Linked DNA regions of Homo sapiens: region 1 is linked to region 2. Evidence: read pairs that join two places in POLR2A ChIA-PET (ENCODE). Cell type or tissue: HepG2. All regions are shown on one strand. Links, peaks and the distances in the headings refer to the core of each region. The heading gives the core; the rest is flanking DNA. Region 1 overlaps PPP6R2 (protein phosphatase 6 regulatory subunit 2). Region 2 overlaps PLXNB2 (plexin B2).

The links. ChIA-PET counts read pairs that join two places held together with the same protein. Peaks named below come from ENCODE experiments on the same cell type or tissue, not always from the same donor. Only the 100,000 strongest peaks of a DNase experiment are listed, where the experiment ranks them.
Region 1: POLR2A ChIA-PET joins it to region 2 with 5 read pairs; 3 of 35 experiments call an interaction of 5 or more read pairs at or near these places.

Annotation. Positions count from the first base shown.
Region 1 is chr22:50,383,460-50,391,052 of GRCh38, forward strand. All of the region lies in intron 2 of PPP6R2 (protein phosphatase 6 regulatory subunit 2), which reads left to right. Among named protein-coding and RNA genes, the nearest start is that of MIR12114, 20 kb to the right of the region's middle. In HepG2, for the core only: no CTCF peak of the experiment used is centred there; DNase peaks (open chromatin) are centred at 4,082 and 4,502; H3K4me3 peaks cover 2,161 bases.
Region 2 is chr22:50,290,515-50,298,107 of GRCh38, forward strand. PLXNB2 (plexin B2) reads right to left here. Exons shown (of 37, transcript NM_012401.4): 2 at 4,205-4,264; 3 at 1-83. The coding sequence starts at 70. Among named protein-coding and RNA genes, the nearest start is that of PLXNB2, 13 kb to the right of the region's middle. RefSeq lists a silencer at 1,979-2,038 and an enhancer at 2,159-2,208. In HepG2, for the core only: a CTCF peak has its summit at 2,933; DNase peaks (open chromatin) are centred at 3,057, 3,537 and 6,298; H3K4me3 peaks cover 1,405 bases.

The DNA of each region.
Region 1 (7,593 bases), core at 1,073-6,072, 92 kb after region 2:
ATAGCACCTTACATAGTAGAGAGATTGCTTCTCTTTTGGTAGGCGGTGGCCAGGAAGGAACGCCAGGTAGCATTAAGCCTTGGCCCCCAAGTATGTCTTGTTCCCTGTCTCTTTGCTTTCAGTGGGTTCCTTGGGCCTTCTTGTTTATGATGGAGAATACATAGGAATTAGCCTCCTCAGCTTCCTTCTTTCTTGCTGTGCTTAAGACAAGCAGCCATATGGGGCTGTTATCTTTCTGCCACTGGGAAATGAGAGGGTGGGTGCTAAAAAATTAACTTAAAAAGGAAAAGGATGAGGCCAGGCGCAGTGGCTCATGACTGTAATTGCAGCACTTTGGGAGGCTGAGGTGGGCGGATCACCTGAGGTCAGGAGTTCAAGACTAGCCTGGCCAACATGGTGAAATCCTGTTTCTACTAAAATACAAAAATTAGCCAGGCATGATGGTGGATGCCTGTAATCCAAGCTACTTGGGAGGCTGAGACGGGAGAATCGCTTCAACCCGGGAGATGGTGGTTGCGGTGAGCCAAGATCACACCACTGCACTCCAGCCTGGGCGGCTGAGCGAGACTCCATCTCAAAAAAAAAAAAAAAAAAAGAAGGATGAACACCTTTGAGCTCGTGTGTTAGTGACATCACATCCCTTCTTTCATTCATTTAGTAAATTCAAGTATGATTTGTTGGGCACTTATAATATGCCAGGTGCATTACATAACTCCTGTGGCCTTTTGAAGAAAATATTATTTTATATGAAGCTCAGTGTCTTAATCTGTTTTCTGCTGTTTAGAATACCTGAGACTGGGTAATTTATAAAGAAAAGAAATTTTAGTGGCTCACGCCTGTAATCCCACCAGTCTGGGAGGCTGAGGTGGGCAGATCACGAGGTCAGTAGACCGAGACCATCCTGGCTAACACAGTGAAACCCCGTCTCTACTAAAAATACAAAAAATTAGCCGGGCGTCGTGGCGGGTGCCTGTAGTCCCAGCTACTCAGGAGGCTGAGGCAGGAGAATCGCTTGAACTTGGGAGGTGGAGGTTGCAGTGAGCCAAGATCGCGCCACTGCACTCCAGTCTGGGCGACAGAGCGAGACTCCGTCTCAAAAAAAGAAAAGAAAAGAAATTTATTTCATATGGTTATGGAGGCTGAGAAGTTCAAGGTTGAGAGGCATATCTGGTGGGGGCCTTCTTGCTGCTGGGGACACTGTGGTGGCCCAAGGTGGCGTGGGACATCACGTGGCAAGGGAGCTGAGTAGTGTACTAGCTCAGGTCTTTCTTCCTTTTTTTTTTGTTTTGTTTTTTTAAGAGATGGGGTGTCACTCTGTTGCCTAAGCTGGAAGTGCAGGGGCACAATCATGGCTCACTGCAGCTTCAACCTCCTGGGCTCAAGCGATCCTCCCACCTCAGCCTCCTGAGTAGCAGGGACTATAGGCGCACAGCACCATGCTCAGCTAATCTTGTTTTGTTTTGTTTTCCATAGAGACAGGGTCTTGCCATGTCTAGCAGGCTGGTCTCAAACTCCTGGCCTCAAGTGAGCCTCCTGCCTTTAGCCTTCCATAGTTCTGGGATCACAGGCCTGAGCTACTGTACCTAACCTCTTCTTTTTATAAAGCCACCAGTTCCACTCCCATGATAACTCATTAATTCACAAATGGATTAATCCATTCTTGAGGGCAGAGCTCTCATGATCCAATTACCTCTTAAAGGCCCTACCTTTCAATACTGCCACACTGGGATTAAGTTTTGTTTTGTTTTGTTTTGGAGACAGAATCTCACGCCGTCACCCAGGCTGGAGTGCAATGGTGCGATTTAGACTCACTGCAGCCTCTGCCTCCCAGGTTCAAGCGATTCTTGTGCCTCAGCCTCCCGAGTAGCTGGGATTACAGACACGCACTGCCATCACGTCCGGCTAATTTTTGTATTTTTAGTAGAGACAGAGTTTCACCATGTTGGCCAGGCTGGTCTCAAACTCCTGACCTCAGGTGATCCACCTGCCTTGGCTTCCCAAAATGCCGGGATTACAGCATGAGCCACCACCCCCAGCCAGGGATTAAGTTTTTTTTTTTTTTTTTCCTTTTTTGAGACGAAGTCTTGCTCTCATCCCCTAGGCTGGAGTGCAATGGCGCTATCTCGGCTCACTGCAACCTCTCCCTCCCGGGTTCAAGCGATTCTCCTGCCTCAGCCTCCTGAGTAGCTGGGATTATAGGCACCTGCCACTATGCCTGGCTAATATTTTTATTTTTAGTAGAGACAGGGTTTCACCATGTTGGCCAGGCTGGTCTTGAACTCCTGACCTCAGGTGATCCACCTGCCTCGGCCTCCCAAAGTGCTGGGATTACAGGCATGAGCCACCGCGCCCAGCTTTTTTTTTTTTTTTTTTTTTTTTTTTGAGACGGAGTCTTGCTCTGTCTCCCAGGCTGGAGTGCAGTGACTCGATCTAGGCTCACTGCAAGCTCCACCTCCCCAGTTCATGCCATTCTCCTGCCTCAGCCTCCCGAGTAGCTGGGACTACAGGCGCTCGCCACCACGCCAGGCTAATTTTTTGTATTTTTAGTAGAGACGGGGTTTCACTGTGTTAGCCAGGATGGTCTCGATCTCCTGACCTCAGGTGATCCGCCCGCCTCAGCCTCCCAAAGTGCTGGGATTACAGACGTGAACCACTGCGCCCGGACAAGGTTTTTTTTGTTTTGTTTTGTTTTGTTTTTTTTGAGATGGAGTCTTGCTCTGTCTCCCAGGCTGGAGTGCAGTGGTGCAATCTCTGCTCACTGCAACCTCTGCCTGCTGGGTTCAAGCGATTCTCCTGCCTCAGCCTCCAAGTAGCTGGGATTACAGGTGCCCGCCACCATACCCAGCTAATTTTGTATTTTTAGTAGAGATGGGGTTTTGCCATGTTGGCCAGGCTGGTCTCAAACTCCTGACCTCAGGTGATCCACCTGCCTCGACCACCCAAAGTGCTGGGATTACAGGTGTGAGCCACTACGCCCGGCCTTAAGTTTTAACATGAGTTTTGGAGTGGTTATATATTCAAGCCATAGACTCAGGGAAGTAAAGAACCTTGCTCAAATTGTAGTAAGGTACAAACCGAGCTTCTGCAGCAAGGAGGTCCCAAAGAACAGTGGCTTGAGCAAGGTGCAAGCACATTTCTTTCTCCTCTAACAGTCTGGTCTGCCAGGTGGCCTTCCTCAGCTTGTGGCTTCCACTCGTGGATCTAGAAGGGTCTTTATGGTTTTTGGTTTCCCACCAGGCGGTAAAATCAGAACGAAGGAAGCTCACAACAGTAAGAGGTTGAGGTTCCAGTGTTAGTTACTTCTACTCGCAACCCATTTACCCAGAGTTTAGTCACATGATGATAGCTGGCTGTAAGGAGGGTTGGAAAAGTTAGGCTGAAGGAGGGTGGCCATGTACCCAGCTGACCTCTATTCTGTTGAAGAAAGGGAAACTGGAAACTGGGGACAAGTAGAATGTCCCCCACACCTGCCTGCAGTCACACAGGTGGAGGGTGTGGATCCAGGCCCTCTCTTCCTATCTGTCCTGCTCTTCCGCGGTACCTTACTACTGTTTTTGGGAAGAAGCAGCCTTTGCGAACTTTATGTATGTATTAAATTAAAATCATTTATTTATTTTTTGAGACAGGGTCTTGCTCTATCACCGAGGCTGGAGTGAAGGGGTACGATCATAGCTCAGGGCAGCCTCAACCTCCTGGGCTCAAGCGATCCCCCTGCCTCAGGCTCCCGGAGTAGCTGAGATGATAGTCCCACACCACCATGCCCAGCTAGTTTTTAAAACTTTTTTTGTAGAGCTGGGGTCTTGCTGTGTTGCCCAGGCTTGTCTTGAACTCTGGGCTCAAGTGACCCTCAGCCTCAGCCTCGGCCTCCCGAATTGTTGGGATTACAAGCATGAGCCATGTGCCTCTTTTCACTTCTGATTTTGGATTTTTACTTAACTTGTTTGTCCCACTCCACCCCCTTTTTAAAGTTAGACTCTTTTTCCTGGTCTTTTTTCCCCGGTGGACTATGCTCAGGATCGACATAGTCTTGTTTGTTCCTTGGTTGTACAAATAGTCATTGTGCTTCATGTGCTCACGTTGCCATTTTTTTCCGGGCCAAATGGAAATCAAGCATTCAGCCTATCCAGTGGTATGTTGGTAAATGTTTAACAACGGGCTTTCTGGGGAGGAAAAAACCTCCTGGTTTGTAACACTTGCTGATTTCCATGGCGTTAATACTCCCACCACGTTGGAGTTGAGCTGCCAGGGTGATGTCCTGAAGGTGGAAGAGGGAAGAGAGGTATGAGGGCTCAGGTTGGGCCACCGCGGCGCACGCCCTCTGTGGGCACAGTGACTTTATCTCTGTTTCCGTCTCTTTACGCTGAGGGTCTTTGAGAATGAAACGTGCTGGGAACTGTTCTAGAGCCTTTATGTGGAATAACTTAGTAATCCTCCCCACAGGGGATGTCGATGCTGCATTTTACGGGTGAGGAAATCAAGGCATGAGAGATCATGTGAGTGGCCTCAGCTCACACCGCAGAGCTAGGACTTTGATCATAAATCTTTAAAAGAACAAAACAGTGGCTGGGCGCCAGTGGCTCATGCTGTAATCCCAGTGCTCATGCTGTAATCCCAGCACCTTGGGAGGCTGAGGCAGGTGGCTCGCTTGAGCCCAGGTGTTCAAGACCAGCCTGGGCAACATGGCAAGATGTGGTCTCTATAAAAAATTTTTTTAGGATTAAAAAAAAAAAACAGTCAGCTTGGGTAACATGGCAAAACCTTGTCTCTACAAAAAAAGTACAAAAATTAGCTGGGTGTGGTGGCGCATGCCTGTAGTCCCAGCTACTTGGGAGGCTGAGGAGGGAGGATCACTTAAGCCTGGGAGGTTGAGGCTGCAGTGTGCCAAAATCCCACCACTACACTCCAGCCTTGGCAACAGAGCAAGACCCTATCTCAAAAAAAAAAAAAAATAAGCCTAAATCCTGGACAAGGTGGCTCATGTCTGTAATTTTAGCACTTTGGGAGGCTGATGTGGGAGGGTTGCTTAAGCCCAGGAGTTCAAGACTGCAGTGGCTGTGTTCAGGTCTCTGCACTCCAGTCTGGCTCACAGAGCAGGACCCTGTCTCAAAAATACACATAAATTTTTTAAAAAGGGCCAGGCACGGTGGCTCACGCCTATAATCCCAGCATTTTGGGAGGCCGAGGCGGGCAGATCACAAGGTCAGGAGTTCAAGACCAGCCTGGCCAATATGGTGAAACCCAGTCCTTAATAAAAATACAAAAGTTAGCTGGGTATGGTGGCAGGCACCTGTAGTCCCAGCTACTCAGGAGGCTGAGGCAGGAAAATGGCTTGAACCCAGGAGGCGGAAGTTGCGGTGACCTGAGATTGTGCCACTGCACTCCAGCGTGGGGACAGAGTGAGACTCCATCTCAAAAAAAAAAAAGAAAAGAAAAAAAAATGATTTGTGGCCAGACAGGTAATAGGGCATTTCAGATTCTAATTTTCTCTTAGCAACAGTCTCTATCACAGAATGTTGTTTTTTAAAGGGCGCTTTCATGGAACTATATGATCATATGGGCAACATTCTGTTGCAGTCTACCTTCTGTCTGACGGATATGCCATCCTGAAAAAGGAAAGAAGCTGAACTTCAAGTTCCTTTCATTTAGCCTTGGGTAAGAATCTAGAAGATGTTGGTCATACTGTGCTTGACATCCCAGATGGACCACTGAGGATGGGAGTCAGGATGTGAGAGGAGTCCTTAAGCTCTGTTGAGACTTCCGATGTAACCAGAAATTCCTTAAACCAACAAGCCAGGCCATGACCACTTGTTTGTTCTGAAGATGCTGCCAGTGCTGACCTTGAGGTCATGTAGGGAAGGAAATGGAAGGCCTTCCCTGTAGGTGAGGGCCAACCAGGAAGATGCTAGCATCTGTTTGGAGGATAGGGTGTAGTTGTGCAGATAGGAGAAAACTTGGAAAAAAGAAGTATGTAATATTATGTTAGTAAATGTTCTGGAGTCAGTTTATACCAGTTTCTTTGACAGTGAAATTAGCTGTAACTAAACCAGTGCCATTGCAGTGAACTCTTAAAGGATGTCTCTGATGTGATCTTTTTTTGTTTTTTTTTTTTTTTGAGATGGAGTCTCGCGCTGTCGCCCAGGCTGGAGTGTAGTGGCGTGATCTCGGCTCTCGCTCTGTCGCCCAGGCTGGAGTGTAGTGGCGTGATTTCAGCTCACTGCAACCTCCACTTCCTGGGTTCCAGTGATTCTCCTGCCTCAGCCTCCCGACTAGCTGGGATTTCAGATGTGCACCACCATGCCTGGCTAATTTTTGTATTTGTGGTAGAGATGGGGTTGGCCAGGCTGGTCTCGAACTCCTGACCTCAAGTGATCTGCCCGCCTTGGCCCCGCAAAATGCTGGGATTACAGGCATGAGCCACAGTGCCCAGCCTGATGTGATCATTTTTGAGTGTTTCTTAGAATGTGGGGAGAGCTGATAGAAACATAGAAATGTTCTTGTTATGCGGAGATTTTTTTCTTTTTTCTTTTTCTTTTTTTTTCTTTTTTTTTTTGAGATGGAGTCTCTCACTGTCACCTAGGCCAGAGTGCAGTGGTGTGATATCGGCTTACTACAACCTCTGCTTCTCGGGTTCAGGCGATTCTCCTGCCTCAGCCTCCCAAGTAGCTGGGATTACAGGCACCCACCACCACGCCCATCTGATTTTTGTGTTTTTATTAGAGATGGGGTTTCACCATGTTGGTCAGGCTGGTCTCAAACTCCTGACCTCAGGTGATCCACCCGCTTCATCCTCCCAAAGTGCTGAGATTACAGGCGGGAGCCACCGCGCCCAGCCCATATGCCGTTTTTCAAGAGAAACATTTTAAATATAAAGGCACAAGTAGATGAAAGTCAAAGGATGTTAAAGGACATACCAAACATGAATCACAAGAATGGTGAGATTGGTGTACTATGTTAATATCAGACAAAGCCGACTTCAAAACAAGGTATGTTGCCAGAGATCATGAAGGACATTTCAAAATGATCAAAGAATTAATCATCAAGAAGACGTAACAGGCCAGGCGTGGTGGTTCACACCTGTATTCCCAGCATTTTGGGAGGCTGAGGCAGGAGAATCGCTTGAACTCAGGAGGCAGAGGTTGCAGTGAGCCAAAGTTGCACCATTGCACTCCATCCTGGGCAATGAGAGTGAAACTCCGTCTCAAAAAAAAGAGAAGACATAACAATCCTAAATATGTGTCAACATAATAAAAGAAATTCAGGGCCGGGCGCGGTCGTTCACACCTGTAATCCCAGCACTTTGGGAGGCCGAGGCGGACAGATCACGAGGTCAGGAGTTCAAGACCAGCCTGACTAACATGGTAAAACCCCATCTCTACTAAAAATACAAAAATTAGCTGGGCGTGGTGGCACACGCCTGTAATCCCAGCTACTCAGGAGGGTGAGGCAGGAGAATCGCTTGACCCCAGGAGGCGGAGATTGCAGTGAGCCGAGGTCGTGCCACTGCACTCCAGCCTGGGTGAGAGAGCAAAACTCCGTCTCAAAAAAAAAAAAAAGAAAAGAAATTCAGGCCGGATGCAGTGGCTCACATCTGTA
Region 2 (7,593 bases), core at 1,652-6,651:
TGCGGGGCCTCAGGCTGGCACCTGCGCCCAGCAGGCCCAGCAGGGTCAGGGCCCAGAGCTGCAGTGCCATTGCCCCCCGCACCCTGTGGGAAGAGAGAAGGGTCAGGGGAGCCCCGACCCAGAGGACCCCCGATCAAATCCCTCTCCAGTCCCTGCCCCAAACGTCAGAACATGGGAGAGAGGGTCACGCCACTCCACGAACTGAGGAACCTGGAGCTCCGCCCCTTCCTGCTTCACACCCCCGCCATCCTCGAGGTCTCGCCGGAGACCACTTCTCAGCCCTCCTCAAGTCCACCCTGACTGACCACTGGGGCCAAGGCACTGCCATCGCCTGCTACAGGATCCCTCCCGGAGGTGCTGAAAACACCGGCAGGCCTATCCCCGAGGCAAGGAGTTGACGCCCCCAGAAAGGCTCTCAAGTGCTCACATTCATGCCCCCTGACCTGTGACCCCAAGGAGCTCCAGGTGGTCGGGACGCACCGGCCCCAGCGCACAGGCTCAGGCTGACAGACAGACCCCTGGACGTTGGAACAGGTGGCTCACCCATGGGGCAGAGGTGAAGGACACGGGAAACCAGAGGCTCAGGTGAGAGCGAGGGGTGCCCTGTGCATAGCCCAGCAAGTGCACATGCTGTTTACAACTGCCCGCCAGAGCCCCCAGGCGGCCTGAGCCTCCCTGACCACCTCCAGGCCCCCTGCCCTGGTGAAACAGTGGAAGCCAGCAATCACCCACAGCTCCTCGCTCGGCCCATGTCACGCCCAGGGCACAGCCTCTGATGTGCGCACAGCGGAGGCAACAAGGGGACCTGGGGAGCCATGAGCAACTCCAAATCCACCAGGTCTCAGAGGCAGAGGCCCCCACATCTGCAGCCTGGACAGGCTGTGTCCACATGCGTGTGTGTAACTGAGCACGTCTCGGTGTGGGGTCTGTGCCTGGGTCCGGGTGGATGAGGGGGATGTGTGGTGTGATGGGTGAGCTGCTGAGGACCAGGCTGAGCTGAGGGTCTCCCAATAGGAGGAAGATCCAAGGCCCCACAGGTGGACCCAGGACATGCGTGGTCCTCTCTCTTTCCCTCCCTACCAGACTCAACTGCATCTTGGGGGCTCAGACACAAGTGGCAGAGACAGGGCCCTTCTGCCTCTGAGCTCTTCCTCAGGGTGGTCCGTCCCTCTCACGCTAGGGACCCTGCTCCATCCTGGCCAGTGATCCCTACATCAGCCTCCCCTGCCAGTGCCCCCTCCTCATGCTCACAACCACCCCCACTCCTGGGCCCACCATCATCTTCCCTGAGTGCACCAGTACGGGGGGCTCCCAGGTGTCCAGGGCAGCCCTGCCATGGCAGGTGCCAAGGGGGTCCAGACTCGATGGCAGAGGGTTACGAGGGATGGAGGCCCTGGCCTCCCCCACCTCCCTGTGCAGGCCCACCCCGTGCCTCCAGAGGGACTGCCACATCCTCTCAGGCCACCACAAGTGTCACCTCCCTGCATATGTCTCATCCCCTCGAAACGCAATCCGCTTTCTCACCACATATTTGAAAGTTTTGCCAGGCCCGGTGGCTCACGCCTGTAATCCCAGCACCTTGGGAGGCCGAGGCGGGCGGATCACGAGGTCAGGAGTTTGAGACCAGCCTGGCCAACATGGTGAAACCCCGTCTCTACTAAAAACACAAAAAAATTAGCCAAGCGTGCTGGCACCCGCCTGTAGTCTCAGCTACTCCAGAGGCTGAGGCAGGAGAATCGCGTGAACCTGGGAGGCGGAGGTTGCAGCGAGCCAAGATTGCACCACTGCACTCCAGCCTGGGTGACAGAGCGAGACTCTGTCTCAAAAAAAAAAAAAAAAAAAAAAAGTTTTAAGTGTACAAAGAACAAGCCACAAAATGCAAATGTTTCCACATCCCTGTGTCTCTGACGGCCAGGCTGACCACGACAGCCTGTGACCCATTTCTCAGGTGAAGAAACTGAGGCACGGAGCAGAATTTACCCAAGGCCACACCGCGGGCATGGGTGGGGCTGGGATTCTGACATGCAGTGGGAGCAGCTTGGCCTCTGACCACTGTGTTTCTCCACCCTTTTGACAACCCCCCAAACCCCCTGGCCTCTGTCCTCCCAGGAGGGCAGGGGAGCCCGCTCTGCTGCTCCGTAGCCAGGGGAAGTGTTTCTCCCGAGCCTCGGCTTTGGGTGAAGCTGCATTTACTGGCACAGCCGCCCTCCACCTGCCCGTGGCAACCCCCCGTTCTGATTGCCCGCACGCTTCCTGAAATCTCTTGAGGTGTAACCAAGACGCAACCGACCGACAACATCTGAGCCACCCCAGGGCCCGCATGAGTGAGACAGCGCTGCACTGGCCTTCCTGCTCCCTGGGAGTGCACCCATTAGACAGGCAGCTCCTGCCCGGCACAGAACTCCCTCCCTGCACTGGGGGTTCAGTGCTCAGCTGCTGCCCAACCCCTGGAGCCCCCCAGGTGCCCACGAGCACAGCAGCCGCTGGGAGAGGTGACCACCCACAGGCTAGGGAGTTCCTGGCCGACTGGTGGCAGAGAGGCTGGGTAGGGCCATGGGACCCCAGGCTTCACCAGGATAGGGGTGATCAGCCAGGAAAAGATGCTGGCTTTAGTGAGAGACAGGAAGATTCTACAAGCCCACGGGAACCTCTGGGCATGATCCTGGTGGAGGGGGTTCTATGCCCAGCTCAGCCAGGGTCCCCCGCTGTGGCTCAGTGGCCTGTCCAGGGGAGAGGAGAGGAGGGCACAGGAGTCCCAGGCCTCCAGGAGAGGCCCGTAGGCTACAGCCACAGCCCATGGCCCTACCAGGGAGGAGCAGCGCCTGCCCGAAGGCTCCCCAACCCCCGCCGCGCCCCTCCCCTACCCACAGCCACCCGGGGGCAGGTCCCGCAGGCCCCCGCCTTCTAAGTGCACCCAGTGGCGCCAGCGGGGGCAGGCAACGTCCAGGCCCCTCGGCCCTGCGCCCAGGCCTGCTGCCCTCCCCTCCCAGCCCCGCTCACCCGGCCCAGCTCGCTCACCCGGCCCAGCTCGGTGGCAGTGGCAGAGGCAGCCTCAGCCAGGCGCAGCTCCCGGGAATGAATGGAATGCGCCCGCAGCTGGGAGGGGAATGCGGGGGCAGCGCGGGGGCGGGGCCCACGGTCCCCTCGGATCTGGCCCGGACCGTGGTGGGGCAGCCTGGGGAACCCTGCGGCGCCCCTAGCCCCAGGAAAAGCAATGGCTCTGGGCCCCCACAAGCCACCCCTCAGCCGTCCCCCAGCTTCCACCCAGGGAAGACACTCACCCACCCGCCAGGGCTGTAGGGGCCCCGGTACAGGAAGAAGGCTCTCCTGTCCCTGCCGGGGGCTGGCACACCCTAAGTGCTCAATAAACACCACCGTGTGCCACCAGGGAAAGCCTGACTCCCAGGGTCCTACAGGCCCAGGCTTTTCAGGGTGGCAGGCGCGGCTGGGGTGACACCCTACAGGTGGCAGCTGCCTTCTGGTTCCTGGACAAACAAGGCCTCAGGTGACCTGCCTGCCCAGGCCCAGGAGCAAAGGGCAACCCACCGGACCAGCAGCAAAGCTCCGGCGGCGCAGGAGGCGCCAGGCACAGCCAGCTACGCTTCCTGCTGCCTGTGTTCCTGGAACAGGAGGGAGGGCGGGCAGCAGGCACTTCCTGTTTTGAAGCCCTCCTGGGACCCCCACTTACGGGGCTGGCGGGGATTTCCTCGGGCCCTCTGGTGCCTTCCTCCTGGCTGAAGCTCGGAGGGGCACTTTCAAGAGGCCACAGCAACTCCGGCTGCTGCTGGGCAGGGAAGCTCCCCACTTCCATCCAGACCAGGCCACAGCAACTCCAGCTGCTGCTGCCCACAAAGCGTCTGCACAGGCACCCCCCCACCACACCCCCAACGCTCCAATTCCCAGCCCTGATGTCCCAGAACCCGGTGCCACAGTCTCACTGCAGACCACTCCACCTGAGCAAAAGCTTGGCCTGAGCAACAGCTTGGCCTCAGAGAACCATGGGAGCCTCACAGCGGCTCCATGGGCAGGGAAGCTCCCCACTTCCATCCAGGCCAGGCCATGGGAAGGGTGGCAGAGTGACAGGTACGGTTGAAACCTGGCTGGACAGAGCCTTGCAGACACCACATGGCAGTTCTAGATACCTCCGGCCTCCCTGTCCACATAGCCCCAGCCACCCACTGCCTTTCCCAGGTGGGGTACAGACCCCTCACCGAGGCTCCAGTGGTCCAGCTCAGTTTCTGCTCCAGGCCAGCATCGAGATTCTCTAGGAGGCAAAGGAGAGACGCCGGTCACAAGAGGAGCCCGGTCTGCTGTGGAGCCCCCCACCTCTGTCCCATGCTGGTGGGGCTTGGGGGAAGAAACATCCCACAGGACCCCATCTGGCCTTTGGCTTCCCTCTGGCCCCTGCACAGCCCCTTCCTCAGACACCTCCAGGGCTCCTGGCACTCCCCTCTGTCAGGGGCTTTCTGCCTGTTTAAACTAGGTATGGCTATTACTTTGCTTAAAATAAAAGTTGCTTTCTGAGGCCGGGTGCGGTGGCTCCCGCCTGTAATCCCAGCACTTTGGGAGGCCGAGGCGGGAGGATCACGAGGTCAGGAGATCAAGACCATCCTGGTGAACACAGTGAAACCCCGTCTCTACTAAAAATACAAAAAAATTAGATGGGCCTGGTGGCGGGCAGCTGTAGTCCCAGCTACTCGGGAGGCTGAGGCAGGAGAATGGCATGAACCCGGCCGATGGAACTTGCAGTGAGCGGAGATCGCACCACTACACTCCAGCCTGACTTCGTCTCAAAAAAAAAAAAAAAAAAAAAGTTGCTTTCTGAAAAATACGCACACCCATGACCCTGAAATTTCACTTACTAGCTGTGTGACGTTGGGCAAGTTACTTAACTTCTCTGTGCCTCATTCTCCATCTGTGGAATGGAGACAGAATGGTGAGCTACCCCCAGAGGTTTACAAGGACTAAATGAATTCATTCACAAAAAGCCTCAGAGTGTTACACTGTAGCATTCAGCAATGCTTGCTATTGTATCTTCCCTTGCTATTGTATCTTCTAGTTCTGGATAAACACCGACTATACCCACAGGGAGGCACAGACCCAGGGTGCTTCTCCGCATGGTTGGCTTTAGTGAAAATTTGGCAGCCACCCAGCATCCCACCAGAGGATACTGTGGAAGACTACATGGTAGATGCAGGTGCGTCTGTGCTGATTCTGATGGGGAAGCCTGGGTGCAGTATTTGGCCCCATCCATCTCTGAGAGGCTCCAGAAGCCGTCAAACCAAAATCAAAATAGTGGCCGGCTAAGGCTGGGTGCGGTGGCTCACACCTGTAATCCCAGCACTTTGGGAGGCTGAAGTGGGCGGATCACGAGGTCAGGAGTTCGAGACCAGCCTGACCAACATGGTGAAACCCCATCTCTACTAAAAGTACAAAAATTAGCCGGGCGTAGTGGTGCGCGCCTGTAATCCCAACTACTCAGGAGGCCGAGGCAAGATAATCGCTTGAACCTGGGAGGTGGAGGTTGCAGTGAGCCGAGATCGCGCCACTGCACTCCAGCCTGGGCAACAGAGTGAGACTCCGTCTCAAAAAAAGAAAAGAAAATAGTGGTGAACTTTGGGAGCAAGGAGGAGGCCACGGCAGTCCAGCCCAGGCCAGAGTGAGACTGTCTCAAAAAATACACACACACACACACACACACACACACACACACACAATAAAAAAGTTCAAGGAACTTGAACTAGACCGTGAACTGGCCGCGTGTGGTGGTACAGCCTGAAGTCCCGGGTACTGAGGAGGCTAAGGCAGAGTAGCTTGAGCCCAGGAGGTCTAGGCTGCAGTGAACTATGATTGTGGGCAACAGAGCGAGACCCTGACTCTAAGATTAAAGCAAAACACAAGTTTAAGATTATATTTACATATTGCTTGTCTAAATAAGAAGCTGAGCCAGGCACGGTGGCTCACGCCTGTAATCCCAGCACTTTGGGAGGCTGAGGCGGGCGGATCACCTGAGGCTGCAGAGAGCTGAGATCACACCATTGCACTCCAGCCTGGGGAAAGAGCAAGACTCTGTCTCAAAAAAAAAAAAAAAAAAAAAAAGGAAAAGAAAAGAAAGAAAGAAAAGAAGGTAGGCTCCACTCTGCCTCAAGATGTGACTCTCCAGGCCCTCAATAGCCACCCCTACAACCAAGGTTCAGCTACTGAATCCTGCTCAGGCCCCAGAGTCCACTGCAGCCTGGCCAGGTTGTGTGCCAGCAAAGCACCTCCTCCCGCAGGGCCAGGCCCCACTCTCCTCCCACCCCACCGGGATCCTCATGTGCCCTGTGCAGCGGGACCCGGGGTTGGACATGCAGTGACACCAGCAGGGGGGCGGCGGGAAGGGAGGTGAGCTCCACAGCTGTGCATGGACTGTGCTACCCTGCTGCACAGGTAAGGGTTAACCCGGCCAAAGGGCTGGGGAGAGGATGAGGTTTCGGGGGGCAGAGGGCATCCTTTCGACCTGAGACTCAACAGCACCTTTGTGAAAAGGGCAAAAGGCTGCTCCTCTGGCAAACTCAGGAGCCAAAGCACAGGGCAGCACCGGGTCTCCTGAGAAAGCTGGGACCCGCGGGGACTGGAGACTGCAGCTCCCGACGGAGGTGGCAGCCATGGCGGTGGCACGGTACCCCCAGACCTGCCATCTTGAAGGGACGCCACACCGGCCTGTGTGCCCCATGCCCACTCCCTGCAGCACACCCCCAGGCTCCAGCCTCCACGGGCCCAGGCCCCAGGCGTGGGCGGGGGCAGCCAAGGTCAGGGGAGGCTGGCTTCTGTCCCGCCCATCCCGCACGCCCTCGAACAACCTCCCCTGAGTGATCGATCCACTCAGGAAGCCAGAGGCAAGACCCATACTCCACTCTCCTGGAGGAGGCTTTCTGCCGTCCTCTTCCCTGGCCCTCACCGTGGAGAACGGCCATGGATTTCCCCTCCCAGAGAATAACACCATGATCCCTCCACCCTCAGTCTGGGGCCCTTCCTGGCCCAAGTCTACCTCCTCTGCCCGGCCTCTGGCTTCTCCCACCTCCATCCATCTTGCCCTCAACACTGAGCCAGGCTCCATCTCCTGCTCACAAGATTCCCGCTTAGCTACCCCAGAAAAAGGAGTTTCTTCCTTAGGTGGCTGTGGTCACACCTGACGCTGCTGCACCCAGGGACCTCGAGGCCTGAAGTCCAGAGCCAGACCAGTGAGTTCACACCCCAGCTCTGTCACGTTCTAGCTGGCTCATGTGGGCCATTCAGAAAGCTGCTCTGTGCCTCAGTTTCCCCATATGTAACCTGGGGGTCATTATGGCGCCCACCTCAGAGGGCTGCCTTGAGGTTGAGTGGGTGTGGAAATCTTTACAGCTGTGCCCACTCAGAGAACGCTGCCTCACGACATTCCCACGTCCATGTTCACTGTGCTCCCTGGAAAGCCCCTGCCCATCCTTTAGACCCCGAGACACCCTCCCTAACCCAGCCCCTGAGGGACTGGCCTTGCTCTGTGGTCTATGGTCTTCCCCGACAGGCCCCGGCTGCCCCGCCGCCCTGCCCCAACAAGTCCAAACACTGGATCTG